Linked DNA regions of Homo sapiens: region 2 is linked to region 1. The links are chromatin loops, found by intact Hi-C in ENCODE. Cell type or tissue: GM12878. All regions are shown on one strand. Links, peaks and the distances in the headings refer to the core of each region. The heading gives the core; the rest is flanking DNA.

Region 1 (2,926 bases), core at 254-2,753:
TGGCAAAATTTGTAGTTATTTTAGATTCTAGGCAGGAAAAAGCCACTAAAGATTTTCACTGGAAAAGAAGAATATTAACTTTTCTAGCTTTCAGAAAAGTGAACATAAAATGAATTTTGAGCCAAACATCATAAAAAACAGTAACAGCAATAGTAATAATACATGTGTATTGTGTGAATAGAGGGCAAAGATGATTACTACACCAGGATTGCTGAATTCTGAGTCCCTGTCTGCTGAGAGTGGATATATGTAGTCTTTTCCAGCAAGTACTTTGAATTTCAGGAGAGCACACAAAATAAGCAAACAAACAAGCAAAAGAGGTAATAAAAAGATCCAACAGCCTTGTGGAAATCATTTCAGCTTTTCTCTGTACTAATAATTGTTAGGTCAGTTTGCAATACACAGGGAAATTTTTCCTCAAAGTCTGTGCAAAGGTAATTCAACTTAGACATCACAGGCAAAAAATAGAATGGGAAATGTAAAAAGTTTACCAGGTGTAATTGAATGAAGGACAAGTTTCCTAATCTCTTGTTTACTCTGTTGGAGATATATTTAGGAGAATTTCCTAGTCTGCTTTATAACTTCCTCTTTGGCCACTATCTTGACCTGGAATAATTACAAAAAGAATGTATTAGAGCACAGTAATATTGTCCACAGAAAATCTGTCTATCTGTGCTCATGTCCTCTGGCATCCACCTAGCTTTGTAGCTCATTTCGTTTGGAAAAGAAAAAATAAATACAGAATATTGCCACTTCCTGAGTTACATTTAGGACATGATGTTGTTACTAAATTTACCGTCTTTCACAGTAACATAACCTATGCAATGAGATTTTTTGAGAAGTAATTTTATTTTAAATAAGCGTTAGTATAGAGGCATTTAATCTTGGCAGATATAATTTGCTGTCTTTCAGACATGCTACAGTTGGCGGAAGAGATTACTTTTGTCATGCTGATAAGAAACATGCCATGTGATGTACTATATCATATCAAGTGATGTTATTGAATGACATAGACATCAAATAACACCTTCCCTCAAACCAACCCTTTGTGTATGCACTGTCAGGTTGAATGAATTAACAATAGCAACATACAGGTTTCACACAGACTTTCAAAAATTTTGAGCATTCATATTATGTATTTTTCACAAGGAAGCTGTTTCTTATGTATTTTATGTTAAATTTGAAAAATATATATACTCTGTGTGGATTCATTTTTATGATGTACTTTTTTCTAAAATTGTTTAATATTTATGTTTCAAGTTTTAGAATTGCAGTAAAATCCTATTGTAATTGCCAATGTTAGTGTTTGTCTGACTGTGATTTTTAAAAAATGTAAACCAAAAAATCATTAGGACAATAACAGGTATGATTTCAAGTTATATAGCTCTTAAGCTCATTCAACAAATAATTTTATTTGGTTTTAGAAATAAAATATGAGCTATTTTCTTGTATTTCATTATCACAAAGACAACGAAAACACTTATCAGTGAGTATTCATGTTACCATAACAAATAAGTATGCCACACTAAATTCAGACTGTATGTGATACAAGCCTGCCATCTACTGACTACACAGGAAATAGAAACCTACTTAGTCACAAGAAATGGATGAAACACTTCACAATTAATATTTAAATTTAAAGTAGGATAAAGTAATATTCTATATTTGACCAGTTTTCAGTTCATAATGATAAAAACACCTTAGCACAAGTCTCAGAAGTAGATTAGTATCCTAGTAAATAATTATTTAAAGACAATATAACACATTCAGATACTAATATAATCAATTTTTCTAATCATTAGCACTGCATTGAATCATTCTTGAGAAAAGATGACCTCTAATGAAAATAAATAATTTGAAGTTTCTTAACTATATCATAACCTGCCATGTTAAAAAGTAGTAATAGAGATTATAAAATTTTAAGTTTGTATAAATCCAATGCTTACTCAGTGATGAAAAACTAGATAAGAAAATGTTGCACACTGGACAAAACATATGTAATTACTAGCATTTACAATAATAAAGCTTTCCTTTTACAAAGAATGAAGGTAAAATTTATTGAAAAATCACAAGACGTGCATGTTATGAGGCTGTATAAAATATTTTTGATATCACTTTAAAAATTAGAAAAGACGTACCATTTATGTCTAAGTCAATATTCATTTCTGTATATTTAAACATGCACAGAAAATAATATTCTGATAGATAAAAAATTGGTGGCTATCATTAGGATAGAAGAAGGATGGGGACATTCTTATATTAAGGCCTTGTTTAGGAATAAAAATATTTTAAAATAAAATAAAAGTCATATGGTCAACCATGTTCTACTTTACTTCCCCTTGTGTCATCAAATTCAGTACATAGTTATATTTTATTCGATATTTAAATTTTCATTTTTATCATCAAGCATTTTTATTTGAAATGGAATTATGATAAACAGTTATAGGCACATGACTTTGAGGGTTTTAGTTTTAGTTTTGTTTTTTAAATGACAATCTAAATTGATAATATATCTTTAGAAGTACATATGAATGCAAACAGCAAGTGGTACAGAAAAAAAATTTCATTAAAAATTTAAGATAAATTCTAAATTGATCAAACAAGCCCAAAATACAAAATCTACAAAATGTCAACCTCTAATAATATCTTGGTCATTCTCTGTTGTTTAAATACTTCAAGACAGTCCTAGGTGATAAAAATTGGAGAATGTCAAGAGTTTTAATTTTTAATCATCTTTTCATGTTGATAATAAATGAGTGGGAATTGGGCCATTATTTAAAATAGAAAATTAAAAGATTTGCAGCATTTATTAACTAGCTCTCAGGACCCTAATTATATAAGAAGTATAAATGCAGTCTTTATGTATAATAAAAAAAGTCATTTTTTAGTCTACATATGATCATTTTGTGTGTTCATAGTTTCATAT
Region 2 (2,926 bases), core at 149-2,648, 190 kb before region 1:
TCATATTTTTATAATATAAATCAGATCAAGAGACTTTCCTGATTAAAACTCACTCTCCTCTCTCCCTTTCTCTTATGTCTTTTTCCTTGTCCTTCTTAAACCCAATGTAGGCAGATTGAACATTTATTCACATTTTCAAAAACTCCAAGCCCCTGACTAACTCAGGTGCTTAATACATGCTTATTTTCCTAGGACCCCACTCTTCTTTTCACTACTGGGAAACTGGCTTTATCCTGGACCTTCAGTTTCAGCTTAAATATCCTTGCTTCATAGAGAAAATATTTAAACACATGGTCAAAGAAGATTGTTTCTATTCCTGATGTTCATTGGACCCCAGTCGTATCCTTACAGAACTTCTCATTTATAGTTACATTCACTCCTCAGCATCATTGGATTAGTTCCAAGACATCCCACAAATACCCAAATCTGCTTATTTTGAAGTCCTTTATATGAAATGGTGTAATATCTGCCTATAAGCTATGCATATCTTCCCATATACTTTAAATCAACTCTAGATTACTTACAATAGCCTCCCTACCTGCCAGCCCTTCCAGAGGCCCCTGCCTGGCTGCTCCTGCAGGAGCATGTGCACAGCACAGCCTCTGCTGCCCAGCCTGGAAGTTTTACCAGTGGCCCCACCTGAGTGTTTTCCCAGAGGCCTGGAAGCACTTTGGATCCCCCAGCACAACCAGTGCCCAACTTCAGGGTGGCAGAATACAGAGCCATGGGCTCAGTCCCAGTGCCTCAAGATTGCAGCACACAGCTTGGGAGTGTCAAGCTGCGATCTGTGGCTGGTGCTTGAGCGGACAGGGGAGACCTCAGTCTCAGAACACTGAAAAGGGATGAAAGATGTGTGGTTTGTGGGCTGGCAGAGTAGCAGAACATGCCTCCCCTCACAGGGCTGGTCTGGGAAGGATGTAGCTAGCTTTTCTGCCAACTGCAGGTTTTGCCCAAGGGAGCCCCGTAGCCCAGAACATCTAACAAAAGAAACACATGTAAAGCACCAGTAATCACAAGAGGCTTCCTTAAGGCCCAGGAGTGGACCTGGAGAGGAGAGGGGGTCATGTCTCTCCACAACCCACCACCCCCGGCCAGCCACAGAGAGTGCTGCAAACGCACTGAAATACAGAAAAGACACGTGGCTAAGTAAGCCTATCTGCTGGCCATTACTCTTCAGTGCCACCTACTGGATGGCAGCCTAAATCTCACAACCCAAAGACTATTCCCAAAATATACATTGCCTGTGAAATCTAGGGCTACAATCTCACAACAAATACACGTTCCATACAGAGCCTTGGCCCTCTGAAAGCACCCAGAAATGAAGCCAGCTGAGTACACTCAACCTATATTACAGTTAAACCCTCAAGAGAAATAAATAATATAAAACCAAAAGCCCCATCCAAATGACAGCTAATCAAAAAGAGGAACACTAGCCCTCTTGATGAGAAAGAATCAGTGAAAGAACTCTGAAAATTCAAAAAGCGAGAGTATTCCCTTACCTCCAAAAGAGTGAAACAGCCCTCCAGCAGTGGTTCTTAACCATATTAAAATGACTGAAATGATAAACATAGAATTCAGGATCTGGATAGCGAGGAAGCTCACCAAGATTCAGAAGAAAGTTGAAACCCAATCCAAGGAATTCAATAAAATGCTCCAGGAAAAGAATCCAATAAAACACTACAGGAATTGAAAGATGAAATAGCCTTTTTTAAGAAAGAACTAAACTGAGTATCAGAATTTAAAAGTTAACTGCAAGAATTCCTTAATACTGTTGGGAGCATGAATAGCAGAGTAAACCAAGTTGAGGAAAGAATCTCCAAGCTTAATGACCAGGTCTCCAAAGCAAGTGAGACAAAAAATAAATAAATGAATAATTTTTAAAAATGAGCAAAACCTCTAAGAAATATGGAATTATTTAAAGAGACCAAACCTATGACTCAATGGCATTCATGAGAGAGAAAGAGAACAAGCAAGTTGTAAAATATGTTTGCAGATAGAGTCCTTGAAAATCTCCCCAGTCTTGCTAGGGAGATTGACATGCAAATTTTAGGAATACAGAGAACCCCTGCAGGATACTGTAAAAGATGAACATTCCCAAGGCATGGAATCATCAGGTTCACCAAGGTCAACAAGAAAGAAAAAATCTTAAAAGCAGCTTGACAGAAGGGTCGGGCCCCTTTTATAAAGTGAACCCCATCAACTTAGCAGTGAACTTCTAAGCAAAAACCTGAGAAGTTGGAAGAGACTGGGGCCCTACTTTCAGCATCATTAAAGAAAAGAAATCACAACCAAGAATTTCATATCCTGCCAAACTAAACTTCATAAGCAAAGGAGACATAGGATCCTTTTCTCACAAACAAATGCTAAGGGAATTTGTTACCACTAGACTAACCTCACAAGACGTACTTAAGGGAGTGGTAAACATGAAAATGAAAGCACAATATCAACTGCCACCAAAACACAGTTAAGCACTCAGCACACAGACACTCAAAGTAAATACTCAATCAAGTCATCAGATCTACAAACAACCAGCTAACAACATGATAACAAGTCAGAATCTCATATATCAATACTAACTTTGAATGTAAACAATCTAAATGTTCTGCTTAAAGGCATAAAGTAGCAAATTGTATAAAGAGACAGGACCCAACTGTGTACTGCTTTAAAGAGACCTATCTCATATGTAATGGCACCCACAGACTCAAATTAAAGGAATGGAAAGAAATCAATCATACAAACTGAAGACCAAAAACAGCAAGGGTAACTACTCTTACATCAGATAAAACAGACTTCAAACCAATAACAATTGAGGACAAGGAATTAGCATTACATTACATAATAATACAGAGTTCAATTCAACAAGAAGACTTAGCTATCATAAATATATATGTACTAAACACTGGAGCACCCAGATTTATAAAACAAG

What was found. Peaks named below come from ENCODE experiments on the same cell type or tissue, not always from the same donor. Only the 100,000 strongest peaks of a DNase experiment are listed, where the experiment ranks them.
Region 2: a loop joins it to region 1, with 2.2 times the contacts of the local background. A loop is called at or near these places in 1 of 110 quality-filtered maps.

What each region holds. Positions count from the first base shown.
Region 1 is chr13:62,318,952-62,321,877 of GRCh38, reverse strand. LINC01074 (long intergenic non-protein coding RNA 1074) reads right to left here and starts at 573. Exons shown (of 2, transcript NR_149075.1): 1 at 492-573. In GM12878, for the core only: a CTCF peak has its summit at 1,547 (motif pointing left); a DNase peak (open chromatin) is centred at 1,507.
Region 2 is chr13:62,510,613-62,513,538 of GRCh38, reverse strand. No RefSeq gene overlaps it. Among named protein-coding and RNA genes, the nearest start is that of LINC00459, 190 kb to the right of the region's middle. RefSeq lists enhancers at 217-756, 689-758, 859-998, 2,342-2,401. In GM12878, for the core only: a CTCF peak has its summit at 1,184 (motif pointing left); DNase peaks (open chromatin) are centred at 882, 1,138 and 2,438; H3K4me3 peaks cover 281 bases.